2 separate regions of the Homo sapiens genome follow, and region 2 is linked to region 1. A link is an interaction called in ENCODE POLR2A ChIA-PET data of the cell type or tissue named here. Cell type or tissue: Panc1. All regions are shown on one strand. Links, peaks and the distances in the headings refer to the core of each region. The heading gives the core; the rest is flanking DNA.

Region 1 (5,530 bases), core at 403-5,402:
AGCTGCTTCCACATTTACTGGTATCTTTATAGATACCACATTTACTAATATCTTTATAACAATGCCCCACTTCTCTGGTACCAATTTTCTATATTATTCTATTCACACACTGCTGTAAAGACATATCTGAGCCTAGGTAACTTATAAAGAAAAAAGTTTAATTGGCTCACAGTTCTGTGGGCTGTACAGGCTTCTGCTTCTGAAGAGTACTTAGGAAACTTACAATCATGGTAGAAGGTGAAGGGGAGGCAGGCACAGTCTTCATATGGTGGCAGGAGAGAGAGAGCAAAGGGGTAGAAGCTACACACTTTCAAACAATCAGATCTTGTGAGAACTCTATTATGAGAACAGCAACGGGGAAGTCCGCCCCCATGACTCAATCACCTCCCACCAAGCCCCTCCTCTAACACTGGGCATTACAGTTCATCATGAGATTTGGGTGGGGACACAGAGCCAAACCATATTAGTGTCTTTACCCGTGAACATGAAATAATAAGATTGATGTAACAGGATTACTGTGAAGCTTAAATGAGATGATGCATGTAGGTGCCTAGAACTGCCTGCCACTCTCGAGGACCTCACTAAATGCAAGTTCTTTATAGTCCTTCCTCACAGTTAGCATCTGGCCTGGTGGTGCACACACTAACAGGGGGGTTTCTTATAAGGACACAGGACAATCTCATGAATTGGCTTCCTGCGTGTGGCTCTTGGTTTGTTCTTCCCCATAATGGAGGCCCGTCTGTGACTTCATCTTGCGATGGTGCTCACTCCAGCTCTGATATTACATGCTCTTGCACCTCAGCTCTCCAAAGTTAGCCGATCATTTTCACAGAAATAGGAAAACCAATCCTAAAATTTGTGTAAAACCACAAAGGTCCCTGAATAGGCAAAGAAATCTTTGGTAAAAAGAGCAAAGCTGAAGGCATCACACTACCTAACTCCAAAATGTATTACAAAACTATAGAAACCAAAACAGCAAAACACTGGCATAAAAACAGACAAAAACCAATGAAACAGGATAGAGAGCCCAGAAATAAACCCACATGTTTATGGTCAATTGATTTTCAACAAGGCTGCCAAGAACGCACAATAGAGAAAGGACAATCTCTTTAATAAATGATGTTGGGAACATTGGATATGCATGCAGAAGAATGAAATTGAACCCTTACCTCACATGATACACAGAAATGAACTCAAAATGAATTAAAGACTTAAATGTGACACTTGAAACTGTAAAACTACTAGAAGAAAACGTAAAGGGAATGCTCCACAATATTGTTCTGGGGGCAAACATTTCTTGGATGTGACCCCCAAAGCACAGGCAACAAAAGCAAAAAATAAACAAAAAGTATGTCATCAAACTGAAAAGCTTCTGCATGGCAAAAGAAGCAATAGAATGAAGAGACAACTCATGGATTGGGAGAAAATATTTGCAAGCCACATATCTGATAAGGGGCTAATATCCAAAATATATAAGAAACTCAAATAACTCAATTGCAAGAAAATAAAGAACCCAATTTAAAAAATGGGCAAGAGACTTAAATAGACATTTCTTAAAAAAAAAAGACATGTAAATGGTCAACAGATATATGAAAAATCATCATCTTCACTAATTATCAGGGAAACACAAATTAAAACTGCAATGAGATATCACTTCATACCTGTTAGAATGGCTATTTTAGTAAAAAGATGGACAATAACTTTTATTGGCAAGGATGTGGAGGAAAGGGAACACTTGTGCACTGTTGGTGGGAATGTAAATTAGTACAGCTATTATGGAAAAGAGTATGGAGGTTCCTCAGAAACTAAAAATAGAATTACCATATGATCCAGCAAACCCACTTCAGGATATGTATCCAAAAGAACGGACATCAGTATGTTAAGAGATACCTGCACTCCCATCATATTCATTGCAATGTTACTAGCAATAGCAAAGATATGGAATTAACCTAAGCATCCACCATCAGATGAATGGATAAGGAAAATGTGGTATATAAACAATGGAAGATTTTTCACTCTTGAAAAAGAAGGAAATCCTGGCATTTGCGGCAATATGAATGAACCTGGAGGACATTACGCTAAGCGAAATAAGCCAGGCATAGAAAGGCAAAGACTGTGTGATCTCACTTACTTGTGGAATCTAAAAATGTTGACCCCATAGAAATAGGGAGTAGAATGGTGATTTACAGAGGCTGGGAGTTGGGGTTGGAGGGAGTAATGAGGAGATGTTCGTCAAAGGACACAAAATTTCAGTTCGACAGGAGGAATAGCTTTAATCATCTATTGCACTGAAAGGTGGCTATAATAAATAATAGTGCATTGCATATGTTTAAAAAAGCACTAAAGTTAGCATAGCCAATGTTTCAGTTCTCCCATTTGAAATTTCTTGGAGGGAGAATATTTTTGTCCAGATTTAGTCAGGATTTTGTCTCTGGTCTAATCAGCTGTGGTCAGAGCTATAAACATGAGCAAGAGTAAATTGCCCTAGTCAATGGTGTGGCTGGCCAGGATAGAGCTCTCCAGTGAAAGCACTGTAATTCAAAAGGATTCATTCCAGTCTCTGTAACTAAGGAGGCCTCTCAGTAGATGAGTCTCTAGAGTAGCTAATGTTGGCCCTAAAAAAATACCACATATACATTCTTATCATCAATTAAGTATTATTAACTTAAAAAAACTATGTATCATTGACTATGTGCCCACACTGTCCCAAAAGTTTTATAAATATTTACTCATTCAGTACTTATAATCAGCTGAAGAAAGGTACATGAGTGTCTTCTGCATTTTACAAATTAAGAAATTAAGGCACAGAGAGGCAGGATGATTTGTCCAAGGACAAACAGCTAGTCAGCAGCACAGCCTGGATTTGAATTCAGGTAGTTTGGCTTGCAGAGTTCATGCCTCAGACCACTCCATTATGCTGCAGCTCAGAGTAAGACCCACATAACTACTACACTAGGCTGCCTCTCGGACCAGAGATGCCAGCCTATTTACTTATGACCTAATGACCTGAGGATGTTACAACATGCAACGGCTCTCTTCAGTGCTTTCAGAGATAACCTACCAGCGGCTGATGCTCATCTCCCCACTTTCTTTTATCCTTGTCCAGGTTGATGGGTGGTGGTAGAAGGTCTACTACAGGATTTATATTACCTTGAAAGGGTTACATGTGCTAATGGTTTGGTTTTGAATTCATGTTTTTAAAGTCTTTTCACCTCAGTAACATTTTTCCATTTTCTAAGAACACTTTAAATTCTATTTCTATTACTTGAACATCAGGCACAATTATGCCATTTTGAGTTTCTTCTTTGCAATTAATGCAATCATATGATGCATCACTAATGCCAACCAGGAATCTTATCACAAAATAGTATAAATTATCATATTTCTATATACATTTGCAAATGTCTTATCAACATTCCAATCCTGTATACATTTTTATTAAAAAACACTCTGTTGGATTTCTGGAACTGTTACTATCAGCTGAACTAGATCAGTTTACATGACTGCCTGTCTCACAAAGGAAAACTCTGATTGAAACTGGCAACTTAAATCAAGCCACCCAGGATTTATTATCCAATCAAAGAAGCAATTTCAGGTGCCAGTATTGTTCTTAGGACCGCAAGACTGTTTTATAATATAGATACATAGATAAATATAGATATAGGTTTTCTACATGGATATATAGAGATATATAGAGTGTAATATCTATAAGACATTTTCTCATAGAGATGGTATTATATACCAATACATAGATGTATATAATGAACAATTTTTATATATAAAATTCTGGTACAAAGTAATAAGAATATTGGGTTAATTCTTTAGATAATGATCTGGAAAAGGCATTGGTCAAAAGTTGCCCAGGTATGTCAGATAATTGGTTGTGCTTTGGTTTGATTTCTATAAAAATGGGTGTATCGTCATAAAGTTTGTTCCAAAGGATCAATGTGATTTTAACTTCGGTAAGTCACAAGTCCTCTGCTTCACATCTTCTGTCTGTTAAATAAGTATAAAAATACTTCCTTATACACAAGTTGTTGAGAAAGTGACACAAAAATAGAGGCTCTCCTGATTCTTACCTGAAAAGACAAGAAGATATTAGCATTGCTGGAGCTATGGCTATTGCACACATTGCTATGGTCAGTATGGGAGAACTTGAAGGAATGATCACATATAAAGTCACGTGCATATTTGAGTTTAAGATCTACAATTTATATATTAACTTAGAAGCAAAAACTATAGCTATCTTTTTAAAAAGTCTGCTTTATTGTGGTACATTAACTTGTAATAAAATTAACCAATATTGAGTATGAAATTTGGTGAGTTTCAACAAATATACAGAGAGGGTCATGTAACCACCACTGCAATCGTAATATAGGTATTTTCATCATCTCCACCATTTTCTTCCATTTTCTTTGTAATCTGTCCCCTTCTCTCCCCACTGGTTCCTGGAAGCCACTGATCTGCCTTCTAACTTACAGCTTTGGCTTTTCTAGGATCTTTAAATAAATGGAATCATACTGTGTGCAGTATTTTGGGTCTGCTTCTTTCACTAAGGATAATACTTTTGAGATTCATCAACAATGGTGGGTTTATCAGTAGTCTATGCTTTTTCATTACTGAGTACTATTCCATTGTATGCATATACCATAATTTGTGCATTTACCAATTGATAGACATCTTGGTTCTTTCCAGCTATTATGAGTAAAGATGGTATGAACATTTAAATACAAATCTTACATGGCTATATGTTTTCATTTCTCTTGGATAAATGTATAAGGGGGAATTGCTGAGTCATATAGTAAGTACATGTTTAACTTTAAAAGAAATTCCAAATCTATTCCAAAGTGGCTATACTGTATTAGATTGCCATCAGCAATGGATGAGAGCTCCAGTTACTCCCTATCCTTGTCAACACATAGTACTGTCAATCTTTTAAAAATGTCAGTCATTCCTGTGGGTATATAGTGGAAACTTTATGTGGTTTTAGTTTGGATTTCCCTAATAACTAATGATAATGAGCATCTTTTCATGTGCATATTTGCCATTTGTGTGCTTTTTTTGGTAAAGTATTTATTCATATCTTTTGCCTATTAGAAAAAAGTTTATCTTCATATTGTTGAGTTGGAAGAGTTCTTTACGTATCCTGGATACGTCCTTTGTCAGATTTATGTTTTACAAACATTTTCTCCCAGCCTGAGGCTTGTCTTTTTATTTTCTTAACAGAATTTTTTAAAGTGCAGAAAGTCCAATTAATACTTTTGTATTTTGTAGTTTGTGCTCTCTGTATCCTACTTAAAGCACATCTTTGTCAATCCCAAGATTGCTAATATTTTCTTCTATATTTTCATCAGAAAATTTTTATTTCTAGCCCTCAAATTTAGGTCCATGATACATTTCAATGAATTATTTTATATGTTATGAGGTGATGGCTCAGGGTCTTTTTACACACATAGATATGCAATTTTTAAATTGTTGGATATATTTAAACAATTTTTAAATTGTTGGATAATTGTTGGAAATATTATCC
Region 2 (5,530 bases), core at 144-5,143, 510 kb after region 1:
TGAGAACATCAGTGCAGCTACTGTAGTTACCTGTAGATTACTTGTATTTTCTCACATCTGTGTCCAGCAATCTAAACCATGATGATAAAGGGTCATTAGGTTTTGAGTGAGGAAGGGGATGGACTAGACAATTTGCTCTGATAAGCTCCTTGTTGGGAGCTCCAGTTTAGAATGTGAAATGTCGATTATGTACAGTTTTACACTAAAAGGAAAAAAGGATTTCACTTTTCTGCATTAACAATTAAAAATGATGTGGTTTAATGTCTCACTCTTGTCTACTGACTCACATTTTACTTGGGTACTTTATAATTAAAAGTATTTAAGAGAAATAATTTTCTGTTTGTAAAATGGACGTCCACGCTCTATTAGCCACAAAGAATTCAGGTACAATTACTAAGATAACTGCTGTTTGGAGCACAGCAAAGCAATTTCCCACAGTGGGACTTACAGTTCAATTTACCAGTTGGGCAAATATTTTGTGCTCTGTAGTGGCCTAGAGAGTTAAAAGCTATAGGTAACATTCGAGTAGTGTTATACTTGGAGAAAAGTTTCTTCAATCTAAATGAATGGTTTAGATTTCAAAGCAAAGACAGTATCCTAAAAACATTTCCCCAAATTAATAGTATAAATTTTAAAACCAACATAAAATACAGTTGTCACAGAAACCCTGACTGACCTCTCGTTCCCCTAAAACAGGGGCTGAGAATTTGGAACTTCATTATTTTCATATTTGTATTGGATCCTAAATCATTCTGATATTTAATCACATTTTGGAAGTCATCAGCTGATAGAATATACTATATTCTCGATTAGATTATAGAATGAGAATATGAATTGCTTAATTTCAAATGGTTTAGGATAATTGTGTCAGATTACAAAAATATAAAAATAATTTGGACAGGGCATCCTTCAGATATTATACACCATATAGATAGGATAAAAAAGGGAGGTGTTTTAAAGAAAGATAGAGGGGCTTAAAATATGCTCTCTAAATTTACTTTCATAATTTACCCCTTTATTTAGGTATGCTTATTGTAGTACAATATTATCTCTTTTCAAAATTTCTACCTATCATCCTTTGAAAGGAAATTTTAAGAGAAAATAGTGACTGCAACAAATAAAATACTGCCTTGCCTCAAAGAACTATGTTAAAATAACAAAAGTATGTGAATAAAAGCGTATAATATTTTAAAATGAAACATCAGTGATTTGGTTTTTTTGGAAATAGTTTTAAAATGGTATTCATTTAGACTGTTTGAAGGCTTTCCAATGTTGCTAGGGAAGAAAAATAAAAATACTTATTTTCAAAATCGTTTGCTAGCACTAAACATAAGCAAGCAATATTTTCCAACAGATTAAAGATAATGTAAGCATTTAAAAACTCCTGTTCTTCCTTTCAATTACATGAATTGTCTAAAAACCTTTGATGAAAGTCTGTAAGATAGAAGATATGTCACAATTATCAATATAGAGACATTTCTTAAAATAAAAATTATCATAAAATATAACATTTTGGTAACTAACATTAACATCCAAAGGCAATATGAGAACTCAAATCCATAATAATTATTCATACACCAAACCACTGTAAACCTAAATCATTTCTGAAGACCTGAATGTGTCAAGAACTTTGACAATTATGACTGGAGCCAGGAAACTGGAGCAGTGCAGAATTTCTTATGAATTTCTCCAGTTACTTTTTATAAATGCTGTCTTGGATGACAGCTTAATGTGTACCACATGCAATATTTATTCTTCTTCAGTGTCAGACTGTCTAGCCATCCAAGGGAATACAAAGAATGTCACTTATTAGGATAAAAGCACAAGGAAGGTAATCAAGGACATATGTAACATCAGCCAATCATGCCCTATTTCAACATCCTATTCCATTCATAACAGTTCAACAATTATTTGCTTACTGATAACTTGCTTTCAGGCTGTTTGTGTTCACCATAATGGTGGTTTGCATTTATTTTGCTCTTTAGAATGGGACACTTGCTGTGCCACACGTGTTTGTCAAAACTTTGTATCTTCCATCAGAAATGGCTTAGAGTATCAAATAATTTCTATTTGTCAGGAACTACTAATGCAACAATTAGTAACCCTTGATGTTAACAGGGCAGGGAAATAACTATAAAATAGCAAATGTGTAACTATTGAATATTTCATAGCAAAAAAAGTCTATTAAGTGATACATAGTAAGAAAGTAGGTATTATTAGCTAAGCCACACTCACATATCTTCTTATGGCTAAGAATGTTTAATCAGCATTGTTTTTTCTTTTTTTCTGTTTTCCAAAATTATGAAGCTGACAAAACTTCCCAGTCTACCCCACTGGTCTTTAAGCTATATATGCAAAATGTCCAAGATATAGCAAGTTGTACTAAAACTTATACTTGGCCACCAATACATATTTTACTTAATAATAGATTTTAAAAAAATAATGTCCCATCACATACCATAATCATGAACTGTGTAATTGCTGAAACAATTATTTAATTGTGCTTAATCAGAAAATTTCAACCAGATATGGCTTTAACAATGTATTCCAGTAACACTTAAAAGCTTTTACAAGTACTAATTTCAAGAGATCCAGGCAACTGAGATGTTTGTCTTTGAATACGGGAAAGGAAACAAATGGCTGATATTCTCCATATCCTCTTTCTTGGTCTCTTTCTTTTCTGTCTCTATTTCAATTTGGCCTGAAGCAGAGCAAGTTCTATGATGCAAGGAATATGCCATGCAAACTATTCTGTATAATTTTTCAAAATAAGACTCAGGAAAAAAAAACACTTTTAAATAATAAAAGCATTATCACCCATTTTTCTCTTCCAGTCCTAAAACATGATGAGAGTTAACAAAATTTTTATTTTGGGTTTGGGGCTACATGTGAAGGTTCGTTACATGAACACATCACAGGCTTTTTTTGTACCTATCACCCAGGTATTAAGCTCAGTAACCAATAGTTATCCTTTCTGCTCCTCTCTCTCTTCCCACCCTCTTTCCTCAAGTAGACCCCAGTGTCTACTGTTTCCTTCTTTGTGTTCATAAGTTCTCATCATTTAGCTCCCGCTTATAAGTGAGAACCTCTGGTATTCAGTTTTCTATCCCTGTGTTAGTTTGCTAAGGATTTTTTTTTTTTTTTTTTTTTTGAGACAAAGTCTTGTTCTGTCGCCCAGTCTGGAGTGCAGTGGTGCGGCATGATCTTGGCTCACTGCAATCTCTGCCTTTTGGGTTCGATCTCCGCTCACTGCAACCTCCACCTCCCGAGTTCAAATGATTCTCTTATGTTTCAGCCTCCCAAGTAGCTGGGATTACAGGCATGTGCCACCATGCTTGGATTTTTTTTTTTTTTTTTTTTTGTATTTTTAGTAGAGACGAGTTTTCAACATGTTGCCCAGGCTGGTCTTGAATTCCTGGTCTCAAGTGATGTGCCCACCTCGGCCTCCCAAAATGCTGGTATTACAGATGTGAGACACCGTGCCCGGCCAATTTTTTTTTGAGACAGGGTGTCACTCTGTCACCCAGGCTGGAGTACACTGGCACAATCAAAGCTTACTGCAGCCTCGAATTCCTGGGCTCAAGCAATCCTTCCACCTCAGCCTCCCACATAGCTGGGACTACAGGTGCAGGCCATCACAAGAGGCTAATTTCTTTTTAATTTCTGTAGAGGCAGGGTCCCACTATATTGCTCAGGCTGGTCTTGAATTCCTGGGCTCAAGTGATCTTCCCGCCTCAGCCTCCTGAGTAGCTGGGACTATAGGCGCATGCCACTGTGTCTGGCTAATGTTTTTATTTTTTGTAGACGTAGGATGTACCTATATTGCTTAGGCTGGTCTCGAAATCCTGGCCTCAAATGATCCTCCTGCCTCGGTCTCCCAAAGCACTAAGATTACAGGAGTGAGCCACTGCACTTGGCCTAATTGCAACGTTTTATATAAGCAGGACTCAAGTTAGTTAAGAGAGTTTATTATGTAATTACAACTGCCAGGAACTAGCCAATTAACTGTCAATCTATCTATGTTCATACACATACATATGCTTTTCTCTTAGAATTATGATAAATAAATTATATTTCAAGTCAAACAGATCTGACACAGAATAATTTCTGCCACAGGATAATTTCATTTAATATATGTAACATATTTTATTTAATTCTCATAATTCTATAAGAAAATCATTACTCTCTCTGACAGGTGAGGAAACCAAGGGCTATAAGGCAACTAACCAAACATTCTTGAGTCATGCTTACACAAAATATTGCAATTATGTTTGCTCTCCGATAGGTATAAGTTTCTGTGTAATTTTCACTAGGATACAAACAACATAAAAAACTCCTTGTCTACTTTTGTTGCATGAAAAGCATGCTATAAATGCATAAAATGTTTTATACTTTCTCTCATGAATTTGAGCTAAAAGAAGTTTCCAAAATATTTAACTAGATTTCTTACTTCACTTCTCTGAGCCTTAGGTTCTCATTAGTAAATGGATAGAAATTTGCCTTCCAAGGTTGTTATGGGGATTAAACGAAATGATAGAACATATGTAAACACCCCAAAGTGCAGCATATAATAGATGCTCAACAAATGGTAGTCATTAGTTTTGCCCGACCTGGATGTACATGTACATATACATATACATATACGTATACAATGTTCATTATATTGCTATGCACTAATATAGTACTAAACCAGAACATTATACAAAACATCCATTTGTATTTCAGCTAATAAAGGAGATATGTACAAACACACACAGTCTCACACACTTCCCTACTCCCAAAGTAGTTCTCAAAAACAAATCCAAGTTAGTGAAAATGCAAGGAAACAGAATAAGTCAGTACATGGTTAAAAACAAATACACAAATAAAACAAGTGGTTGAAGAAAGTAGTTTTCTTGAGAAAAGTAGCAATAATATGTATTTTCAATATAAAAATATATAAACTCTTTTATGTACTGTCCCTACAATGGCTATTAAATTGGAAAATAGTTTTTAGAGAGAAGTCCATACAATTAAAGATACAATTTTAGGTACAATTTTTTAAAAAATACCACTCTCAGTTGGCATTTTCTAATTAGGTTATAATGAATTTTTAGTCTCAGATTTTATAGTGCATGAACTGTCTAACAACAAAACCTTACCTAAATGAAATTCATAGTAATAGGAAATGTGACTGGTATATGACACATTTCTCAGGCCTTGTCTACCTTTCCAGCATCACCAGTGCCCCAGTGCTGAGATACTATGGCTTAGCAGTTAGTGAGGAACATGAGCTCTGCAGATGAACTGCTTACAATTGGATGTCGGCACCACTGACTGGTTATGTAACTTTGGCCAAGTTCCTTAATCTCTCCATACTTGCTTTTCATTTCCTTAAAATGTGGGTAATAATGGCACCTACTTTACAAGCTTGTTGGGAATCTTAAATATAACTGGCATAAGGTCAAGTGTGAAGTGTTGACTGAATGACGACTACTACAAATACAACATTAGGCATACAAATTATCTGCCATTGCTCTACCTCATAGTG

What was found. Peaks named below come from ENCODE experiments on the same cell type or tissue, not always from the same donor. Only the 100,000 strongest peaks of a DNase experiment are listed, where the experiment ranks them.
Region 2: POLR2A ChIA-PET joins it to region 1 with 8 read pairs; 2 of 35 experiments call an interaction of 5 or more read pairs at or near these places.

The regions. Positions count from the first base shown.
Region 1 is chr2:173,593,942-173,599,471 of GRCh38, forward strand. No RefSeq gene overlaps it. Among named protein-coding and RNA genes, the nearest start is that of CDCA7, 240 kb to the left of the region's middle. In Panc1, for the core only: no CTCF peak of the experiment used is centred there; no DNase peak of the experiment used is centred there; H3K27ac peaks cover 452 bases.
Region 2 is chr2:174,106,963-174,112,492 of GRCh38, forward strand. The region is part of intron 7 of OLA1 (Obg like ATPase 1); the gene reads right to left. Among named protein-coding and RNA genes, the nearest start is that of LINC01960, 84 kb to the left of the region's middle. In Panc1, for the core only: no CTCF peak of the experiment used is centred there; no DNase peak of the experiment used is centred there.